3 separate regions of the Homo sapiens genome follow, and all the other regions are linked to region 3. Evidence: chromatin contacts called from ENCODE Hi-C or POLR2A ChIA-PET data. All regions are on one chromosome and are shown on one strand. Each heading gives the region's core, a stretch centred on a gene start or an enhancer-like site at or near the end of the contact. The rest is flanking DNA. Distances are from core to core; before and after follow the strand shown. Region 1 holds the start of MARK2 (microtubule affinity regulating kinase 2). Region 2 holds the start of CPSF7 (cleavage and polyadenylation specific factor 7). Region 3 holds the start of ZBTB3 (zinc finger and BTB domain containing 3).

The links. A loop is a pair of places that touch in the nucleus more often than their neighbours do. ChIA-PET counts read pairs that join two places held with the same protein, here RNA polymerase II (POLR2A). Pooled maps may share reads with other maps.
Region 1: a map of endothelial cell of umbilical vein shows a loop between it and region 3 (10-fold over the local background). The contact joins the promoter of MARK2 here to the promoter of ZBTB3 in region 3. A Hi-C loop is called at or near these places in 1 of 168 maps with a recorded cell type or tissue (endothelial cell of umbilical vein) and 6 of 50 pooled maps. POLR2A ChIA-PET finds 5 or more read pairs at or near these places in 2 of 52 experiments (activated T-cell and naive thymus-derived CD8-positive, alpha-beta T cell).
Region 2: a pooled map shows a loop between it and region 3 (6-fold over the local background). The contact joins the promoter of CPSF7 here to the promoter of ZBTB3 in region 3. A Hi-C loop is called at or near these places in 1 of 50 pooled maps. POLR2A ChIA-PET finds 5 or more read pairs at or near these places in 2 of 52 experiments (WTC11 and activated B cell).

The regions. Positions count from the first base shown.
Region 1 is chr11:63,837,592-63,840,497 of GRCh38, reverse strand. MARK2 (microtubule affinity regulating kinase 2) reads right to left here and starts at 1,388. Exons shown (of 19, transcript NM_001039469.3): 1 at 938-1,388. The coding sequence starts at 991. RefSeq lists a silencer at 1,054-1,293 and enhancers at 1,304-1,453, 1,714-2,702.
Region 2 is chr11:61,428,707-61,431,761 of GRCh38, reverse strand. CPSF7 (cleavage and polyadenylation specific factor 7) reads left to right here and starts at 1,787. Exons shown (of 10, transcript NM_001142565.3): 1 at 1,787-1,848; 2 at 2,472-2,580. The coding sequence starts at 2,527. SDHAF2 (succinate dehydrogenase complex assembly factor 2) reads right to left here and starts at 1,638. Exons shown (of 4, transcript NM_017841.4): 1 at 1,580-1,638. The coding sequence starts at 1,615. RefSeq lists enhancers at 1,508-1,567, 1,924-2,572 and silencers at 1,514-1,849, 1,708-1,877, 1,988-2,417.
Region 3 is chr11:62,752,504-62,755,561 of GRCh38, reverse strand. It overlaps ZBTB3 (zinc finger and BTB domain containing 3), which reads left to right and starts at 1,402. Exons shown (of 2, transcript NM_001370809.1): 1 at 1,402-1,598; 2 at 1,847-3,058. The coding sequence starts at 1,898. RefSeq lists enhancers at 114-991, 1,872-2,749.

The DNA.
Region 1 (2,906 bases), core at 139-2,638, 1.1 Mb before region 3:
GAAAGGACTGAGCAACAGGTTGTGTTAATACGGTGGGGCCAAGTGTCTTTGGGTTGGGAGAAAGAGCCCAGTAGAAGGCTGGTAGAACACTCACAGAGAGAAACAAGAGGCCCAGGGACCTAAAAGCCAAACCCGAGGGGAAGAGAACAAGAGGGATCCAAAGACTCTGAAGGGAGTGATGATTGGAACCCCAAACGCAACCTGTGGGAAAACTATGCGCATGACAGCTGTGGGGAAACACGGAAGCGACAAATGCCAGCGCCAGGATCCAGGGAGCTCCTGGAGCAAAGAAGGGAAAGTGATGAGCAAAGAGTAGGCGAAGGATTTGGAAAGGTGATGAGGGTGGAGCTGGTGGGTTGCAAGCAAGAGGGAGAGCACAATTTGGAAAACGAAGAAGCAGGGTAGAAAAAGCTGGGGGAACTGCAAGGGGCCAGGGATCGAGAGCGCAGTCCAGGGCAAGGACCCTGAGGGTGATAACCCAGAGACTGGCAGAACCGGTGCGGGCGGAGGGGAAGCGAGGCAGGAGAGACGAAGGGAGAGGTGGACAACGATCTGTGGCAAATCGCGGGGTGCTGCTATTCGAGGAGCGGGAGGGTGGCTGCTTTAAGCGTGGGTGGAGGAAGACCAGAAAGGCCCCTGAGAGAAAAAGGGAAGAGAAAGGGAAGCTGGGGAGGTGACACGGAAGAGCGCAGGAGGGCGGTGAGGGGAGACGGGGGTTGGCAGAAAGACAAGTGTGCAGCTTGGAGTCAGGACGAGGTGGGTCCCAGGTCAGGACTCGGAAGCGGGATGTGCGGAGCCGGAGCCAGGAGCCGGATGACAGGGCAGCCGAGGCTTGCAGGATGGCAGCAGGGGCACGAGGAGAGCAGAAGAGGGAGGAGGCTCCGCAAGGTGCAAAGGGCCCAGCCAGAGAATTCGGGGAGCCCTCGGGGCTCCTTACCTGCTCCGTGTCCCTCTCGTTCAGCGTGGGTAGGGGGGTCCGAGCGCTGGACATGGCGCCGGTATCTCGGGGGAGGGAACCGAGAAGCTTGGAGGAAGGGAGGGAAGGGAAGGCGCGGAGCCCGGCCGGGCGGGGCTTCTCACAGCAGGAGCACCCGCCGCATGGGCCCCGGCCGGGGGTGCGGGGAGGCCGGGCAGCCGCTCACGCCAGCCCGGGGATGCGCCGCTCGGGCTAGGCCGCGCCGGCTCCGAGCGGCTCCGGACCGCACCCCCCCGACCCCCGGCTGGGCTGTGCCGCCTTTCGGCCGGGCCGCGCCGCTCCGCCTACTCTCTGCCGCCGCAGCCGGCCGCCTGCCTCGCTCCTCCCCTGCCCTCAGCGGCACTGCTCCGCGCCCGGCACACAGGCAGCCGCCGCCGGACCTGCTGCTCCCAACATGGCCGCCACCACCGCCGGCCCTCGGCTCTTTTCGCCGGCAGCAGCCGGAAACATCCGAAGCGGCTAGAAACGGGAGGTGGGGCGCGCCTTCTCCTCCCGGCCACAGACTACGGGTGAATTCCGGAAACAGCCGAAGAAGGTAAACCCCGGGGACGCGCTCTCCTCCTCGATTCCGAAGACGAAGCTTCGGCTCTGTTTACGGAAATCCACGAAGCGACCCCGGGTGCCTACCCCCCGCCCCCGTCCACGGCCATCCAGCCACGCCCACCGGCCTTTCCCCGCCCACTTCAAGGGGGCTTTCGGCAGTTTCCGGAAATACCCGAAGCTGCTCCGCGTGCTGAGCCGGCCACGCCCCCTCCCACAGCCCTGCCGAGGGCGGTCGTCGGCCATTTCCGGCAACACCCGAGGCCCTCCGAGCACCCGGTCGTTTCCCCGGGTGGCTCTCGGAGTCTGATTCGCTTCGTGTCTTTCCGTCAGTTTTCGGGCATTTTCAAACCTTGAACAGGAAGCGTGGGTCACCTGTCTGTGCTTGTGATTTGACTAAATACAAAACAAGATTGTTAGCCGTCCCTGTGATTGGCATCCTCTGGTTCTATAGCAGCTTCCTGTCTGCATTTCTGTCCATCTGTCGGTCAGCTCATAAAATTCATCTTCTTTTTATCATCTAGCCTATCAATATACCTGTCAAATGCAGCATCAGTCTATTGCCTGTCTGCCACCGTCTATCTTGGCTTCTGTGGATTCATCCGTGCATTCCCGCATCTAGTCCGCAGGGCTCGGCAAGGCCCCAGGCAGGCCCAGGGCAGCGTCCTCTGCACCGGATGCGGGAGCGTCCAGGGCCCTGCATTTCAGCCCCAGCTCTGCCAAGTGCCAATGCTGCGTGATCTTGGAAAAATCACATAACATCACTGAGTTTAGGCTCCTCTTTCCTTTGCCTTTGCTCCTGCGTTGACATTCAAAATGACATTTCTGAATTCCAGTTACCTTTTAAAATGCCTCTGCAAGATAAGGCATTTAAAGTTTCTTTTCTTTCCTCCTCTGGGCCTCATTTTCCCCATCAGTAAAGTGAAGCCATTGGATTCATGAACTCGGAGGTCCTTCTCAGCTTTGGAGAGCCCTTGACTAACAGGAAGTCTGTATGGCAACTGCAGTCCATTCCTCACTTCCCCTTACACTGCGTTACCAAGGACAGGGAGTATCCTGGGCTGATTTCCCCAGCGCCAAGCTGTCCTCACCCATAGTACCTGGAACACGTTGGAACCACACCCTCCCATCAGTGGCTTAAGGTGGGCAGGAGGCAGAGGCCCCGCAGGAGTCAGAAACCAGACTCAGGCAACAGGTTCCCAAAGGTACAGGAGCAGAGAGGCTCCAGGAGTTATTGGGAAAACTGCTGATTGGACCCCTGCTACTTGACCTCCAACTCCCAGCTACAGCATCTTGAGCCAGCCTTCATCCCATCAATCAGAGAAATAGGCATCTGAGCAGATGTAATTACCAGGGTATGAAAGTACTTCCTAAGGCAACAGGTATCACT
Region 2 (3,055 bases), core at 538-3,037, 1.3 Mb after region 3:
TCATGCCACTGCACTCCAACCTGGGCGACAGAGCGAGACTCTGTCTCAAGAAAATAACATAACATAACATAACCTCCCCAACCAAAAGACATGAAGTGGCTGAATATAATGAATTAAAAAAAAGATTCAACTATATGCCGCACAAGAGACATTTTATTAAAATCTGGAAATCAATGGCAAAAGAAAAGGTGGAAAATTCACAAATATGTGGAAATTAAACAACACACTCTTGAACAATCAATGAGTCAAAGAAGACATCAAAAGGAAAATTAGAAAATATCTTGAGACACGCCGGGAATGGTGGATCACACCAGTAATCCCAGCACTTTTTGGAAAGCTGAGGCAGGAGGATCACTTGAGGCCAGGAGTTTGAGACCAGCCTGGGCAACATAGTGAGAACCTGTCTCTACGAAAAAAAGAAAAAAGAAGGGAAACAACAGGCCGGGCGCGGTGGCTCACGCCTGTAATCTCAGCACTTTGGGAGGCCGAGAAGGACGGATCACCTTAAGTCTGGAGTTCGAGACCTGCCTGGCCAACAAGGTGAAACCCCATCTCTACAAAAATACAAAAATTAGCCAGGCATGATGGCGATGCCTGTAATCCCAGCTACCTGGGAGGCTGAGGCGGAAGAATCGCTTGAACCCGGTAGGTGGAGGTTGCAGTGAGCCAAGTTCGTGCCATTGCACTCCAGCCTGGGCGACAAGAGCAAAACTCCGTCTCAAAAAAAAAAAAGGAAAACAACAAAAAACAAACAAAAAGGAAATATCCTGAGACAAACTAAAACCCAACATATACAAAATTATGAGATGCGACAAAAGCTGTACTAAGAAGGAAGTTTATAGTGTAAACGCCTACATCAAAAAAGAATAAAGATCGAGTCCCTGGGTCTGCAGGAAAAAAAAAAAAGAATAAAGATAGGGATGGGGGTAGGAGGGGAAGATAGAGGCAAAGTTAGTTACTTTATAACAGCAGGCTAGGAAAAAAGAATAATAAGTTCCAGTGTTCTATTACATATTAGAGTGACTACAGCTAATAACACTGTACTGTATATGTCAAGATGCTAGAAAAAGATCTTGAAAAGTTATTACCGTAAATAAATGATAAAGATTTGAGGTGATGGACATGCTAACTACGCTGATTTGATTATTCGATGTACACATGTATTAAAACATTATACTGTACCCCCATAAACACGTACAATTATATGTCAATTATAAACAAACAAAAAGCTGAAGATACTATGTGAAACCACGAAAAGCATTAAAGACTAAAGAACGGGGAGAAGGGGAGCCCAGGGAAGTTGGGCTAATCCCGCCTGGGACGTAGGTGAGAGGCGAATTGGGTCTTGGACGATGACTGATCGTTTAAGCAGATATTTCCAGACCGGCACACAGTAGGCTCACCAAAGAATGGAAGCGACCTTTATTTCCTGAGTTGCAGGATCGGCCTCTCCCTGGGCCTGCCCTTGCCCTGCGCTATCGGGCAGACGAACTCTCCCCAAGATAGAGACCACAGAGGAAGACAAAGGGTAATCCCCGCTGCCGCCCGCCCCGGACGCTAGAACGTTCTCTCTCCTCACCAGCGACGAAGTCGAGAACACTGTAGACACCGCCATTTTCCCCACCTGCACCGGAAACCGGCTGCGCGGGCACTTCCGGGAACTCCTAGCCGCCCGGCCAGCCGACCACGGCAGCCACGGAGGAGCTGAGCCGGAAGGTGCGTCCCTGCGCATGCCGGAAGTGGCGGTGCGTGTGACGCCGGCGGCGGGGGGGGCGGGACCTGGGGCGGAGAGCGGTTCGCGCGCTTCGGGCCTAGTCCGGACTCGCCGCCGCCGCCGCCATATTCCCGGTAACGGGGGCGCGCGGTCGGGGGCAGGTTGGGCCGGAAGAGGGGTCCGGGCCGGCACTGAGGCGGGAAGGGGGTCGGTTGAGATGGGACGGCCGGAGTCTGCGGGCGGAGGGAGTCGCGGGCCTTTTGAGGGAGGAGGCAGAGCGCGCCGGGCCGGGTTTGTCGGGAGGGAGCGGGGCGGGCCTAGCTGGGGGCGAAGAGTAGGCCTGGGTTGGGGGCAGAGGCGGCTGGAGCTGCTTGACACCTGGGGGCTCTGGCCGGAGCCGCCTTGGGGGCTAGGCAGGTGCAGCGGATAGGGGCTGCGGGCTTCGCCGCGGTCATTCTTCGCAACGCCGTCCTAGGGCCACTAGGACCCGAGGGTGGGACTTTTCCGTCGCGCCATAGGCAGCTGCGGCGCAGACGCGGCGCTACCCGGGTCGGGCCCGAGGGTGATGGGCAGCGACCCCCGGCGGCCTGGGAGAGCGGTGGGCGGCGCGAGGCCGGGGGCGGGGCGGAGCGGGTGGGGCCGAGCTGGGGCCGCCAGGATGCTGCGTCTCTGGAGATGGGAGGTTAGCAATCATTACCCTCTTCCCAGCCCAGGACCCTCGTGCCTTCTAATTCTTGCATTTTTCCGAATCCCGCAGTGGCATCTTCCTTACTTTGTCCATCCTCCGGACTCGCGATCTTCCTTCCGGAGCCATGTCAGAAGGAGTGGACTTGATTGATATATATGCTGACGAGGAGTTCAACCAGGTGAGGTGTCATCAGGAGCTTTGGGATTTTCCTTGATCATCTGAGGAATCATTTTCAGCAAACTGGCAGTGGTTTCAAGCTGTACCAGTCCTAGGCTTGAACACGCGTCTATCCGGTCTAAAATTTTTCTCCTGCAGAAACTTTAAAGACTACACTCCATTCCTCTTTATGTTAATTTGAAGCTCCAGGCTTAATTTTAAAGGCTTTGATTTAAGAGCAAATAAAAAGCAGGTGTAATAGAATGGTGAATCAACCTGTGGAATTTACTCCCCAGGAAGCCAAAGGTGGGTGTCAGACTAACCACACTTAAAAATCAAAAGTACATTTGCTACGGTATTCATGAGGACAGTGTTGATACCGGTTCCTTTACATTCTCAACCTGCAGCTGGAGAAGTGTAGTCCCCTCCATCGTGACAGTGCAAAAGCAAAGTAGAAAAGATGACTTTAACATTTAGTTTCAACTCCATTCCAATTA
Region 3 (3,058 bases), core at 153-2,652:
CAGTGACTCCCAACTTATAGCCTTTTCCTCTGGGTGTGTAGAGACTCTCAAAGATTTCTTCAGTAGACACGGTTTTTGCTTCTTCTCTCCTGTCCTGGGACATTTTATGATCCTGACCCCATTCTTACCCTTCCTACCAGCACCTGCTCAGCACGCTCTGGAAACAAAGAACACTCTATCCTCTCACTGTAAATTGACTGTAGAGTCCAGGCTAGGGACACCACGACATCATCCCTGTAGCTGCTAGTTCTTTCATGCCATCACTGAGCCGGGAGCCCCGGAAACTTAGCTTGGAGGAGTGGAGCAGTAGGGCATCTTAAAATGTTTTTTTGTTTGTTTGTTTTAGATGGAGTTTTGCTCTGTCTCCCAGGCTGGAGTGCAGTGGCGCTATCTTGGCTCACTGCAACCTCTGCCTCCTGGGTTCAAGAGATTCTCCTGCCTCAGCCTCCCTAGAAGCTGGGATTTCAGGCACGCGCCACCATGCCCAGCTGATTTTTGTATTTTTAGTAGAGATGGGGTTTCACTATGTTGGCCAGGCTGCTCTTGAACTCCGGACCTCAAGTGATCTGCCCGTCTCAGCCTCCCAAACTGCTGGGATTAAAGGCGTGAGCCACCGAACCCGGCAAATCTTAGAATTTTTGAGAGGAAGGGACCTTCAAGAGACAAACGCAGTTCAGGGACGTGGGGCTATTGCCCACAGTCACCAGTTGGTTCTCTTTTTTTGGGGGGGTGGGGGGATAGGGTCTTACTCTGTCGCCCAGGCTGGAGTGCAGTGGCACGATCTTGACTCACTGCAACCTCCGCCTCCCGGGTTCAAGTGATTCTCCTGCTTCAGCCTCCCCAGTAGCTGGGATTACAGGCGCGCGCCCCCAAGACCTGCTAATTTTTGTATTTTTAGTAGAGACGGGGTTTCAGCATGTTGGCCAGGCTGGTATCGAACTCCTGACCCCAAGTGATCCGCCCTCCTCGGCCTCCCAGAGTCCTGGGATTACAGGCGTGAAGCACTGCGCCTGGCCTAGTTGGTTCTCTTTTTCCCTGTCAGCCTGTAGCGGGAGTGGCTTGCTGTCAGCTCGGGTCCGACACTGCAGGGTTCCCGACCTCCAGCCTCGCCAGGAGAGCGCCGCGTTCAGCGACTCGGAGCCGGGTACCTCCTGCCTGCTGGATTAGGTAGAAGGAGAAGCTCAGCCAATCCTGAGGGCTCGGAGGCAAGGAAGGCGGGACGAAGAGGAAAAGTTGAGGACAGGAGCGTCACCCAATCCAACGCCTGACTGCAAAAGCGATGGCGGCGAGCACCCAATTGTAGACGGCAGTTAGAGGGAGGATGGTTAGTGGAGAGCGGACCAATCCGTGACAGGGGAGGGCAATCTTAAGCCAATTAAAGCTGAGAAGGTGGGAAGGGGCGGAGCTCGCCCTGTGGCTGCTCGGTGGTGGGTGAGGTATCAGCTTTCTCCGCTAGTTCCCACCCTGGTAGTCCTTAGCCCCTGGAATGCGTGAGGGAGATGCTTAGGGAGTTCTCGAAGTGGGGCGTAGAGGCATCGCCTGGCAAGGCCTGGGAGCGAAAAAGATCTCTACTTCGTGGAGCCGTTGGACGCTACCGGGTGGGCATCAAGGAAGCGGAGGGTGGCTAAGGGGCGGGACTTCCGGGGGCAGGGCTTATCGGACGGGGGTGGGGCCTGTTCTAAGGTTAGGCCGAGGTGGGCGGAGCTAATGGGAGAGCTTTGGGTGTGACCTAGGAGAAAGAAGGGCAGTAACTTAAGCGATTGTTTTGGAGTGGCAAGTGATAGTTAAGGGCTGATAAGGTTGCTGGGGAGGTTACCTGTCTTAACTCACTGCCCTTTTTTCTCAGGGAGCCACTGGTGGGGACCTTTTTTGGGCCCCCTTTCCTTCGTGGGGTACTATGGAGTTCCCAGAACACAGTCAGCAGCTGCTGCAGAGCCTCCGGGAGCAGCGGTCCCAGGGTTTCCTTTGTGACTGCACCGTGATGGTGGGTAGTACCCAGTTCTTGGCCCATCGGGCTGTGCTGGCCTCCTGCAGCCCATTCTTCCAGCTTTTCTACAAGGAGCGGGAATTGGACAAGAGGGATCTGGTGTGTATTCACAATGAAATTGTCACAGCCCCAGCCTTTGGGCTGCTTCTGGACTTTATGTATGCTGGCCAGCTGACCCTGAGAGGGGATACCCCTGTGGAGGATGTGCTGGCAGCTGCCAGCTACTTGCACATGAATGACATCGTCAAGGTGTGTAAGCGGCGGCTTCAAGCCCGGGCCCTGGCAGAGGCAGACAGTACCAAGAAGGAGGAGGAAACCAACTCACAGCTTCCTAGTTTGGAGTTTTTGTCTAGTACTTCCCGTGGCACCCAACCTTCGTTGGCATCTGCTGAGACATCAGGCCACTGGGGCAAAGGGGAATGGAAAGGCTCTGCTGCTCCCTCACCTACTGTCCGTCCTCCAGATGAGCCACCAATGTCTAGTGGGGCTGACACTACACAGCCTGGCATGGAGGTTGACGCACCACATCTGCGGGCACCTCATCCACCAGTGGCTGATGTCTCTCTTGCCAGCCCTAGTAGCTCCACTGAGACCATTCCTACAAACTACTTCTCTTCTGGCATCTCAGCAGTTTCATTGGAGCCACTGCCATCTCTTGATGTGGGTCCTGAGAGTCTGAGGGTGGTGGAACCAAAGGATCCTGGAGGACCACTGCAAGGCTTCTATCCCCCAGCCTCAGCCCCAACGTCAGCCCCAGCCCCTGTCTCAGCTCCAGTTCCATCCCAGGCTCCAGCCCCAGCTGAAGCTGAGCTGGTCCAGGTGAAAGTTGAAGCTATTGTGATCTCTGATGAAGAGACTGATGTGTCAGATGAACAGCCTCAGGGTCCTGAGAGAGCTTTCCCATCTGGAGGAGCAGTGTATGGGGCACAGCCCTCCCAGCCAGAGGCTTTTGAAGACCCAGGGGCAGCAGGACTGGAGGAGGTGGGGCCAAGTGACCACTTCCTGCCAACAGACCCTCATCTACCCTACCATCTGCTGCCAGGTGCAGGGCAGTATCATCGAGGACTGGTG